Linked DNA regions of Homo sapiens: regions 1 and 3 are each linked to region 2. The links are chromatin contacts, found by Hi-C or POLR2A ChIA-PET in ENCODE. All regions are on one chromosome and are shown on one strand. Each heading gives the region's core, a stretch centred on a gene start or an enhancer-like site at or near the end of the contact. The rest is flanking DNA. Distances are from core to core; before and after follow the strand shown. Region 1 overlaps MIR2117HG (MIR2117 host gene). Region 2 has its middle 28 kb from the start of LINC00910. Region 3 has its middle 18 kb from the start of DHX8.

The links. Hi-C counts contacts between places; a loop is a spot of excess contacts on that map. ChIA-PET counts read pairs that join two places held with the same protein, here RNA polymerase II (POLR2A). Pooled maps may share reads with other maps.
Region 1: POLR2A ChIA-PET joins it to region 2 with 13 read pairs in HepG2. The contact joins two enhancer-like sites. POLR2A ChIA-PET finds 5 or more read pairs at or near these places in 19 of 52 experiments (A549, AG04449, B cell and 15 more).
Region 3: POLR2A ChIA-PET joins it to region 2 with 20 read pairs in MCF 10A. The contact joins two enhancer-like sites. A Hi-C loop is called at or near these places in 1 of 168 maps with a recorded cell type or tissue (mammary epithelial cell) and 1 of 50 pooled maps. POLR2A ChIA-PET finds 5 or more read pairs at or near these places in 27 of 52 experiments (A549, AG04449, AG04450 and 21 more).

Annotation. Positions count from the first base shown.
Region 1 is chr17:43,448,022-43,452,017 of GRCh38, forward strand. MIR2117HG (MIR2117 host gene) reads left to right here. Exons shown (of 2, transcript NR_146952.1): 2 at 2,876-3,176. Among named protein-coding and RNA genes, the nearest start is that of MIR2117, 5.2 kb to the left of the region's middle. Within about 2 kb of position 1,715, at least 4 of the 41 ENCODE cell types and tissues checked have a DNase peak (open chromatin) inside an H3K27ac peak, as active enhancers do.
Region 2 is chr17:43,359,246-43,362,625 of GRCh38, forward strand. No RefSeq gene overlaps it. Among named protein-coding and RNA genes, the nearest start is that of LINC00910, 28 kb to the right of the region's middle. RefSeq lists enhancers at 798-1,493, 1,539-1,718 and silencers at 1,969-2,028, 2,479-2,578. Within about 2 kb of position 1,251, at least 38 of the 41 ENCODE cell types and tissues checked have a DNase peak (open chromatin) inside an H3K27ac peak, as active enhancers do.
Region 3 is chr17:43,463,555-43,467,647 of GRCh38, forward strand. No RefSeq gene overlaps it. Among named protein-coding and RNA genes, the nearest start is that of DHX8, 18 kb to the right of the region's middle. Within about 2 kb of position 2,582, at least 3 of the 41 ENCODE cell types and tissues checked have a DNase peak (open chromatin) inside an H3K27ac peak, as active enhancers do.

The sequences.
Region 1 (3,996 bases), core at 465-2,964, 89 kb after region 2:
GTAGAGATGAGGTCTTGCATATTGCCCAGGCTGGGCGAACTCCTGGCCTCAAGCAATCTTCTTGTCTCAGTAATTGTATTGAAAGTGACCCATTACAGGCATGAGCCACCTCGCCTGGCTGTTGAACATCTTTTCATGTGCCTATCTGCCATCTTAATATTCTCTTTGGTGAAGTATTTGTTTACATCTTTTGCTCATTTTTAAAGTCAGTAATCTGTTTTCTTATTTAGGTATGAGAGTTCATTATAAATTCTGGTTTTTGTTTGTTTGTTTTTGTTTTGTTTTGTTTTTGAGACAGAGTTCTGCTCTTGTTGCCCAGGCTGGAGTACAATGGTGTAATCTTGGCTCACTGCAATCTCCGCCTCCCAGATTCAAGTGATTCTCCTGCCTCAGCCTCTTGAGTAGCTGGGATTACAGGCACCCGCCACCACGCCCAGTTAATTTTTATATTTTTAGTAGAGATGGAGTTTTGCCATGTTGGCCAGGCTGGTCTCAAACTCCTGACCTCAGGTGATCCACTCTCCTCGACCTCTCAAAGTGCTGGGATTACAGGCATGAGCCACCGCGCCTGGCCCATTATAAATTCTGGATACAAATCCTGTGTTGCACATATGATTCGTAAATATTTTCTCTTAGTCTGTGTTTTGGACACAATACTTTTTGTACATGTGTCTGATGAGAGAAAGGTATGGAATTAACATTTACTGAGCACCTACTATGTGCTGGACGTTGTAGTGGATTGCTGGAGGAATAGGGATATAAGTAAGATAGAGTCCCTATCCTCAAGAGAGGTTTCCTGGAGGAGGGGTGAAGTTTGGACACTACTGTCTATACTACAGGCAGAAATTTTTGTAGAGACGGGGTCTCACTATGTTGTCCAGGCTGGTCTTGAGCTCTTGGGCTCAGGCGATCCTCTGAGCCACAATAAGGTAGAAGAGGGAAATGTAGAGCCAAGTGGTTACAAGTAAGGACTTTGGAGTCAGTTTGTCTGGTCCCAGCTGCAGCACTTACCACCTGTATGTCCTTGGGCAAGTTACTAAATCTCTCAGTACCTCGGTTTCTTCATTAGCAAAATTAGGGCAGTAATAATGCCCATGGAAGGGCTGGGGGTACGAAATGAGAGGGTGTAGGTGGCAAAGGGAAACTCTCCACTCTTATCTACTGTATTATCATTTATTTGGGTAGCAACGTTGTTCTGTGGCCATCAGGGGAAGCTACCCTCCACCTCCTGGAGGAGGTGTCATTGGAGCTGAACCTCAAGGCCTGGAAAGACTTCCAGAAGCTGAGATGGGTGCATTGAAGTGGTGGAAGCTGCTCTTTAGAACCTATATTTTGCCCCAAACCATATATTCCTCCCCAAAGAGAGAAGTTTTCCTCTTTCTTGTTCCATCCCCTCCTCTCTTCATCCTGCGCTGTCCTCTCATCAAGTCTTTTTCTTTCTTTTCCCTGTCTCTCCTTCTCACCTGCCAGAGGCTTCTATGGGCCCCTCTTGTGTCCTTGGCCTTATGAAGTCACCGACACTTGGGTTATGGGCTGCTGCTCTGAGGCTGCAGGGTCACCTTCGGCCCCTCGATGGGGACTTTACACTCTACTCCAAACAGAAGCAGGATGCTGTCTTGGGGATTCTTTCCCCCTGCAGTCTGGTGCCCTGGTGCCAGTGCTCAGGGAATGAATTTAGTGCTGGGTCACTTCCAGTACAAATTATTGAGCAATTTTCTGTGTGGACATCAGGCCTATGTTGAGACAACAGCTCTGCCAGTTCGAGCTTGTTCCGTTAATAATTTACTGGCGGAGAAATGGGAGTTAAATGAGCCAGGAGGCATATTTTGCATGAACTTTGAGGGTACCTCTGACAGCAGTTCATGTAATTTGTCCGGGAAGATACTAAAGCTGTCTGAAATCTAATGTCCTGCCTGCCACACTGACCCTTTGGATCCATTTTATTAACACAGTTGGCTTTGATTTATGTTTATTTTATTGCTTTGGTTTCTCTTCTGAACTCATAACCAGAGTGGTGGTGCATGTGGAAAATGGCTCTGTGAAGAATTAGGTTCCCAGGTGTGCTTGTGGAAGGAAACCTAGCAGCAGCTGTGGGTTTTTCTCGGCTTTGCAGGACTGGGATGTCTTGTGGCAAAACTGCCCCTTTCTGAGTGACTGGCCACTGTGTGTGTGCAAGGCCAGCACCATTGATGTGTGACCTGTGCAGTTAAGCAGGGCCCCATGTTTAGAAGGACCCCCTGCTTGATTTAATGCTCTGCTGTCACCATTTAAACGTCTTAATAATTTAGAAACAAGGAGTCATCCTTTTTTTTTTTTGAGGCAGAGTTTTGCTCTTGTCGCCCAGGCTGGAGCGCAATGGCGCGATCTCAGCTCACTGCAACCTCTGCCTCCTGGGTTCAAGCGATTCTCCAGCCTCAGCTTCCCAAGTAGCTGGGATTACAGGCACCTGCCACCACGCCTGGCTAATTTTTGTATTTTTAGTAGAGACGGGGTTTCACCATGTTGGCTGGGCTGGTCTCAAACTCCTGACCTCAAGTGATCCACCCACCTCGGCCTCTCAAAGTGCTGGGATTACAGGCATGAGCCACCATGCCTGGCTGGATTCATACATTTTATACTGGCCCCTGAAAATTCTGTAACCAGCCCTGAGTGTGTGCCATGGTCCACATTCCCAATTCTTTATGTTGAACCTAGGTGATTCGCCAAGTTTATTCTGTTCTTTCTGGGGCCATCCCAAAATCCTTAAGGAGGCTATGGCAACTCTGTCCCAGTGTCTTACAGGCCCACCAGCCAAGATATCTGAAAACACATACAGATAAAAAGTTTGCTTAAAAAAAATCAGTTACGGCCTCTTCCCGGCCACCATCCCATCTAGGAAGTGAGGAGCGTCTCTGCCCGGCCACCCATCGTCTGAGATGTGGGGAGCGCCTCTGCCCCGCCGCCCCGTCTGGGATGTGAGGAGCGCTTCGGCCCGGCCGCGACCCCGTCTGGGAGGTGAGGAGCGTCTCTGCCCGGCCGCCCCGTCTGAGAAGTGAGGAGACCCTCCACCTGGCAACTGCCCCATCTGAGAACGGCATTCCAGATTTTTCTGCAGTCCAGAATAGAGCACCACCACCATAGCATTTCAAGCTCATTCTAAGTTCATCTTATCAATGACAAGAGGAGACACGTTGTTCATTCATGTATGAGGTAGTACTTTCCAATTGAAGACATTGCTTTGAAAGAGACTGCCAAATTGGTTTCATTGAGAAGGAATGAAAGAAGCTAAAAGGCTTTCACCTGAGATTTGACAATAGCCAGAAAACCTCTGTTAATAATGAATGTTTCCCTATCTGCAAAGTGAAGATATGTTTCAATGCTTCAACGCATAGGAAGTCTGTAGAACAGTGCAAAGAATATACAGGCATACCTTGAAGATATTACAGTTTTGGTTCCAGACCATCATAAAAAGGTGGATATTGCAATAAGGCTGGAGTGCAGTGGCGTGATCTCGGCTCGCACAACCTCCACCTCCCAGCCGCCTGCCTTGGCCCCCCAAAGTGCCGAGATTGCAGCCTCTGCCCGGCCGCCACCCCGTCTGGGAAGTGAGGAGCGTCTCTGCCTAGCCGCCCATCGTCTGGGATGTGAGGAGCCCCTCTGCCTGGCTGCCCAGTCTGGAAAATGAGGAGCGTCTCTGCCCGGCCGCCATCCCATATAGGAAGTGAGGAGGGCCTCTTCCCGACAGCCATCCCATCTAGGAAGTGAGGAGCGTCTCTGCCCGGCCGCCCATCGTCTGAGATGTGGGTAGCACCTCTGCCCCGCCACCCCGTCCGGGATGTGAGGAGCGCCTCTACCCGGCCGCGACCCTGTCTGGGAGGTGAGGAGCGTCTCTGCCCGGCCGCCCCGTCTGAGAAGTGAGGAGACCCTCCGCCTGACAACCGCCCCGTCTGAGAAGTGAGGAGCCCCTCCACCCGGCAGCCTCCCCGTCAGAGAAGTGAGGAGCCCCTCCGCCCGGCA
Region 2 (3,380 bases), core at 1-2,500:
CAAACAAAACAGCAAGGAGAAAAGTCCCCTGATTTCCATCCTAGTGCTTCTCAATCACACTCAGCACAGCAGCAACAAAACACAACCACATCTATCGAATCTTACTGCTCATAGCTGTTAAATATCAAATCTCAATCAGCAATTTTAGAGCCGGATCCTCCAATGCTTTTGGTTCCCAGTGTTTCACAAGCAAACGGACAGAAATCGGGAGGGACATAGGAGAAGAATCAGTTAAAATCCCTAAGACCAGTTAAATGAAGTCTCCTGAAAATGACACTGAAACGGAGACAGCAACCAAGACAAGGAGGACGAGGCAGACTAATACAAAGAGCATAGCCTGCGGTGTCAAACCTGTTTTTTAGCCGAGAGGGGCTTTACTGGGAGGGGCCTCTAACCCTCCTCGGTCGGGCCTCTAACCCGAGGTCGGTCAAGTGTCCTTGCCTTTTATTAAGAGGGGCCTCTAACCCACTCTCTTTTAGGAAAGACTCTAACTCCATTAAGTTGGGCCTCTAACCCAATCCCATTCTTTACCCGGGCACTCCACCACTTACCCAAAGTCAGTCTACTGACTACTGCAGTGCTGCAGTCTACTTCCTTTGGGTTGGGGGAGTTTCTTCAGTATCGTCCCTTCCATCATTCGCCAGAAATATGTTATAGGACCCCAACACTTCCCCAAAGCACTATAGTCCCATCTGTGGTGGCCAGAAATACGTCACAGGAAAAGGGCCCCGATCCAGACCCAAAGAGAGGGTTCTTGGGTCTCGCGCAAGAAATAACTCAGGGCAAGTCCGCGGTGCAAAATAAAAGCAAGTTTATTAAGAAAGTAAAGTGGTGAAAGAACAGCTACTCCACAGACAGAGAAGGGCGTTCCTGAAACTAAGAGAAGGAACGTATCCACCCTAGGTACAATGCTTGTACACATGGGGAGAGGTGTTCTGTTACAAGGGTTTGTGATAATTAACTTTAATTATTACATTTTGCAAGAATCCCTATTACTACCTTTAAAGCAAAATTAGGAACGCCTTTGTTCTCCAGATATCCAGCTATCTGGACACTCGGGTCTCTTCAGTAAACATTAATTTGTTCCCTTAACCGTAAGTATCTGAAAGCTAGGAATATCCTTCTGAGAATGCAGGCCCGTAAGTCCCGGCCTCATTTTTCTAGCCCTCACTCAAAATGGGGTCGCTTCAGGTTCCAACGTCTCTGACAGTCATACTACATATGACTCAGCCACGTCAATGGAAAAAGTAGACTGGATAGTGACGTACCCGCAGAAAACGAATGCAACAATCTGTCATACAGATCTGACGGCAGTCAGATTCTGCAGTGAAGTAGAGGCGGTAAACTTGAATGCAACGATCTTCATACCGCATCCCACAAAGCCACGTAAATCCAAAAGCAGTCCGACTCTCGATAGTGAAACACATGCGGTAAACTTGAATGGAAAGATGTTTATACTGCCTCGGATAGAGACACGTAAATGAAAAAGCAGTCCCACTTGGGATAGTGAAGTATGGGCGCTCAACTTAAATAGGACCGTCCGCATATCGTATGTGAGTGAAGCAAGTAATAGCAAAGGGCAGTCAGATTACGGAGACCGATGGCGACTGAAGTGAGTGCAGTAACCTTTAACTCAATGATCGTCACGCCGCAACCAAGTGAAACCGAAAGCAACTAAGCGCTCGAAAGCACGCCCGGCCAGCTCAAAAACTACGGCGCTGATGGACCCCAGTGATCCGACGTAAAGGTGCAAACGTAAAGCGCACACGGCCAATTTAAAAGCAGCGGCGCTGATAGGCCCGGACGAACCGACGTGAACGCGTAGAAGTAAGGTACGCGCGATGAGCTTAAATACGCGAGTACTAAGAGACCGTGAAACCCGGATTTAAGCGTGTAAACGCAACACACAACCTAGGAGGTCAGTAACAACGGTCCCAACTGATGCAAATGGCCCAATGCAAACACGTTGACAATCTCCCGTTAGCGACAGTAACAGACGCTAAGCGCCCAATGCGAACAAAACTCCCGCTTCGAAAACTACACCTCGGAATCCTTCCAGCGATCAAGGGCCAGCAACACCACAAGCCTTCCACTGTATCAACACCGTTTTCAAAACGAAAATGTTAACGATCGGCCACTGTACTCCTTCTCCCACACATCCTAACCTCAGGGTGACAGATAGCACCCTGAATAACTCTCTCTCCTACGTTGAGATTGTGTATCTTTATCCAAATCTGAACACCTGCGTAAGTAATATTGTTACTATTTTGGAGGATATTCACTTTCCTTTTTTGCTCCCATAACTCCCGAGAGAAGCAGCCATTTTAAATTTGCATGCCCCGCCGTGCCCTGCCTGCCAACCACTGAACAGAAAAGCGCCTGTAAATCACTGGAATCTTGGGAAAGCTCCTTCGGCTTCATTGCCCTTCAGGAGGAAAAACCCACAACGGAAAAGACACGAAGAGCTCTAGGAGGCTCTTCTTTCCTCCTCCTCCCCCTCCCCTTCCCCTCCCCTCTCCCTCCGCCTCCCTTCCCCTCCGCATCCCCTCCCCCTCCCTTCCCCCTCCCCCTCCCCATCTCGTCCTGACCTAGCTGGCATCCAACATTACTTTAAACTTTTTTTCACACATACGTTGAAAGAATTGTTTGGTGAACACCCGTATGCCCATCACCTAAAGTCATCTTGCTGTACTTGCTTTATTACATGTGTTACAGACGTCTAATTACATTTTTTTTTTCTTTTTTTTGAGAGGGAGTCTCGCTCTGCCGCCCAGGCTGGAGTGCGGTGGCGCGATCTCGGCTCACTGCAAGCTCCGCCTCCCGGGTTCACGCCATTCTCCTGCCTCAGCCTCCCGAGGAGCTGGGACTACAGGCGCCCCCACTACGCCCAGCTAATTTTTTGTATTTTTTAGTAGAGACGGGGTTTCACCGTGTTAGTCAGGATGGTCTCGATCTCCTGACCTCATGATCCCCCGCCTGGGCCTCCCAAAGTGCTGGGATTACAGGCTTGAGCCACCGCGCCCGGCAATTACATATTTTGTATAGCTGCACACATGGAGACAGGTACTCAGGTCTCGTCCCTCTAGCCATTTCTCAACTGTCTGGTCCGGCAAGGGCAAGTTTTCGAGGAGGCCAGGGTGCAGCCCTCAGGGGAGCACATGCTCTGACTGGTTGCAGGGCTGGGCGGAGCCTTGGGAAAGGGGCCCCTGTAAGAGTTAAAGAAAGAGGATATAAACACGAAAAGAGTTTGGCTCTTGTTGCCCAGGCTGGAGTGCAATGGAGCGATCTCGGCTCACCACAAAGTCCGCTTGCCAGGTTCAAGTGGTTCTCCTGCTTCAGCCTCCCAAGTAGCTGGGATTACAGGAGCGCGCCACCATGCC
Region 3 (4,093 bases), core at 1,332-3,831, 110 kb after region 2:
GAGCCTGTAGTTCCAGCTATTCGGGAGGCTGAGGCAGGAGAATGGTGTGAACCCAAAAGGCGGAGCTTGCAGTGAGCAGAGATCGTGCCACTAATACAGTCCAGCCTGGGCATCAGAGCAAGACTCTACCTCAAAAAAAAAAAAAAAAAAAAAGATACACGTTAGAATGTGTCTGGTCAACAGAGATTTTATTTATTTATTTTTTTTAAGAGACAGGGTTTCAGCCGGGCACAGTGGCTCACACCTGTAATCCCAACACTTTGGGAGGCTGAGGTGGGTGGATCACCTGAGGTCAGGAGTTTGAGGCCAGCCTAACCGACATGGTGAAACCAAGTCTCTACTAAAAATACAAACATTAGCTGGGCATGGTGTCGGGCGCCTGTAATCCCAACTACTCAGGAGGCTGAGGCAGGAGAATCGCTTGAACCTAGGAGGCGGAGTTTGCAATGAGCAGAGACCACACTATTGCACTCCAGCCTGGGCAATAAAAGCGAAATTCTGCCTCCAAAAAAAAAAAAAAAAAAAGAGAGAGAGAGAGAGAGACAGGGTCTCACTCTGTAACCCAAGCTGGAGTGCAGTAGCATGATCACAACTCACTGCAGGCTTGAACTCTTGGCCTGAAGCAATCCTCCCACCTCAGCCTCCAGAGTAGCTGGGATTATTGGTGTGAGCCACTTCACCCAGCTAATAACAGGGATTTTATTGTACATTCAGATTGTGCTTTGATATTACACAACTTTGAATCAGTAATAGTGGGTGACATATGTCATGCAGATACTATGTCCCAGACAATATCCTGAGCTGTGTTTACATTTATTAACTCATTTAATTCTCATAACAATCCTGTGTAGGTACTTGTATTATCTCCATTTTACAAATGAGAAAACTGAGGCTCAGGGAAGTTAAGTAATTTGTCCAAGTTTACACAGTTAGGAAACAGCAGAGTCAGAATTTGAATCCAGGAAGGCAGGACTAGGTGGGGTGGGGGCAGAGCTCGGACACTGGACTCCTCCACAGCTCTGCCTCCTTCAGCCACCACGTCCCAAAAAAAAAAAAGAATTTGAATCCAGTTTCCAGAGCCTACATTATGCTCTTCTGCCTATGGTGACCAACTTGTCCCAGTTTGCACAAGACTTCCCTGATTTGGGCATTGAAGATCCTGTGTCCTGGGAACCCAGTCAGTCCTAGGCAACCCAAGATGGTTGGTTACTTTGGTCTTTCAAATACAGCTCTTCAACGTCAGCTGTTTGTAAATAAAGTCATAATTACCTCTAGCCTGTGTGACATTCAGTTCGCCGATCACTAATGCAAGATAAGGGGGTTGTGAAAATGACCTTGTTAGGCTCTTGCTATTAAAGTAATATTTGGAAATAACATATGGATAATATACGGAAAAAATATGTGCAGAGGACAAAAACAGGAGCCATGGAAAATATTTCCAAATGAATAATAAATAGTGACTGAGAAATAGGATTGGCAAAGAACTGGCTGTGAGGGAGGAAAGGACAGTTGGAAATACCAGAAATAATGATGGTGATGGCGGTGTCATCTCTAACACTGGCTGAGTGTTATGTGCTAAGTTCTGTCCAATCACTTCACCAGCGTTAACACATTTAATCCTCAGGCAGCATGTGAGATAAGCACTACCTACTATTATCTTACTGTGCAGGTGACACAATTGAGGCTCAAAGAAGTTAGGTTAGGCAAATCCTTTTAGCAGCAAAGGAAGCGGCCAGCCTCAGCAGGGGATTACTTGAGACAGCGCCTGGTGCTGGGGCTGGGTGCGGTCGCTTACACCTGTAATCCCAACACTTTGGGAGGCCGAGGCAGGTGGATCACCTAAGGTCAGGAGTTCGAGACCAGCCTGGTCAACATGATGAAACCCCGTCTTTACTAAAAATACAAAAAATTAGCCAGGCGTGGTGGCGAGCGCCTATAATCCCAGCTACTCTGGAGGATGAGGCAGAAGAATTGCTTGAACCCAGGAGGCAGAGATTGCAGTCAGCTGAGATCCCACCACTGTACTCCAGCCTGGGCAACAACAGCAAAACTCCATCTCAAAAAAAAAAAAAAAAAAAAGAGAAAAGGCATCAGAAAAAGGGATGTGGACTCAAGTTTGTTCTTGGCTCAAAAAGCTTTTTCAAAATGTTGCCTGCTTGCAATTTTCCCAGAATTTCTGAAGACAGACACATTTTTTCTAGCCCTGTAATCTTCTCAGATTTGAGCTGGAAATCAGAATAAGGACTGAGTACTGCCCCTTTCACTCACCAAACAGATTACTTCCCTGCAATCAGTAAACAACTTCTTCTTCTTCTCCTTCTCCTTCTTCTTCTTTTTTTGATGGAGTCTTGCTGCAATGCCCCGGCTGGAGTGCAGTGGCACCATCTCGGCTCACTGCAATCTCTGCTTCCCGGGTTCAAGTGATTCTCTTGCCTCAGCCTCCTGAGTAGCTGGGACTGCAAGCATGTGCCACCATGCCCAGCTAATTTTTGTATTTTTAGTGGAGACAGAGGTTTCACCATATTGGCCACTCCAACTCCTGAGCTCAAGTGATCCGCCCACCTCGGCCTCCTAAAGTGCAGGGATTACAGGTGTGAGGCACCATGCCCAGCCCAATAAACATCTTTTGCCTGCAGAGCTTGCCACGTGTTCCAGGTTTTTCTGAGTTAGTAGGAGTCAGGCATCTCCTGAGTGACTTGGCCAGACAAGTGGATGTTAATGAGTGACTGATGAGAAAACATGGGAACAATTGCCCCTGCTGGATGTCCCAGTGTGCAGGAGAAGCTGTGCTGATATCTGTGCTCAGGACTCTTTGGAATGCCATTATGATTTTATGCACCAAGGTGTATTATTGTATTGTAAGGGTTTCGGTTACCCTTAAGGGCTTGCAATTAATTTTCATTTGTCCTAGTCTTTTACAAGAGGGTTACAAATGGCTCCTTTCCTAGTGTTCTACAAAAGTCTTTCCTTTTAAAATAGTGCCCTATGACACAGACACGTGGTCCTAGAGCTTGTGTAATTTTTTTTTTTTTTTTTTAGACGGAGTCTCGCTCTGTGCAGTGGCCAGATCTCGGCTCACTGCAAGCTCCGCCTCCCGGGTTCATGCCATTCTCCTGCCTCAGCCTCCCCAGTAACTGGGACTACAGGTGCCTGCCACCATACCTGGCTAATTTTTTGTATTTTTAGTAGAGATGGGGTTTCACCGTGTTAGCCAGGATGGTCTTGATCTCCTGACCTCGTGATCCGCCCGCCTCAGCCTCCCAAAGTGCTGGGATTACAGGTGTGAGCCACCGCGCCCGGCCGAGCCTGTGTAATTTTAGGCTGGAGTCCTGCTAGCACTGGAAAGCTTTGCCCTCATTATAAATGGTCAACTTGGCCTTCTGATTTCTAAGTTCATCTCCTGATGATTTTGGCAAGTATCAATAAATTATCTGGAGACTGCTTACCAACGTAGGGGGACTGACATGATTTAAAATCCAGTGTCTTCACTTGAGGTTTGAGTGATCAACCAAAGTTTAGCTGTCCTAAGAAGCCCTGCTTCAAAATCCTTTCCTGGCCGGGCGTGGTGGCTCAAGCCTGTAATGCCAGCACTTGAGGGGACCAAGGCTGGAGGATTGCTTAAGCTCGGAAGTTTGAGACTGGCCTGGGCAACATAGTGAGGCTCTGTCTCTACAAAAGATACAAAAAATCCTTTCCAGCATGTTCTCATCTTTCCTGGTACTTGTTCTTGGTGGATGTTCTAAGAATGTCTATTAAATGAATTAATTGCCATTATGTGATTTACCTCCTCTCTAGATTATAAAAAGAAGGCTTTTCCCAGACAGGCACAGTGGTGCACACCTGTAATCCCAGCACTTTGGGAGGCCAAGGCGGGCGGATCACTTGAGCCCAGGAGTTCGAGACCAGCCTGGGCAAAATAGTGAGACCTTACAAAAAAAAAAAAAAAATTAGTCAGGTGTGGTGGTGCACACCTGTAGTCTGTAGTCTCAGGTACTCCAGAGGCTGAAGTGGGAGGATTGCTTGAGCCCAGGAGGCAAGGGTTGCAGTGCACTCCAACCACCACTGCACTCCAACTTGGGTGGCAGCGTAAGAC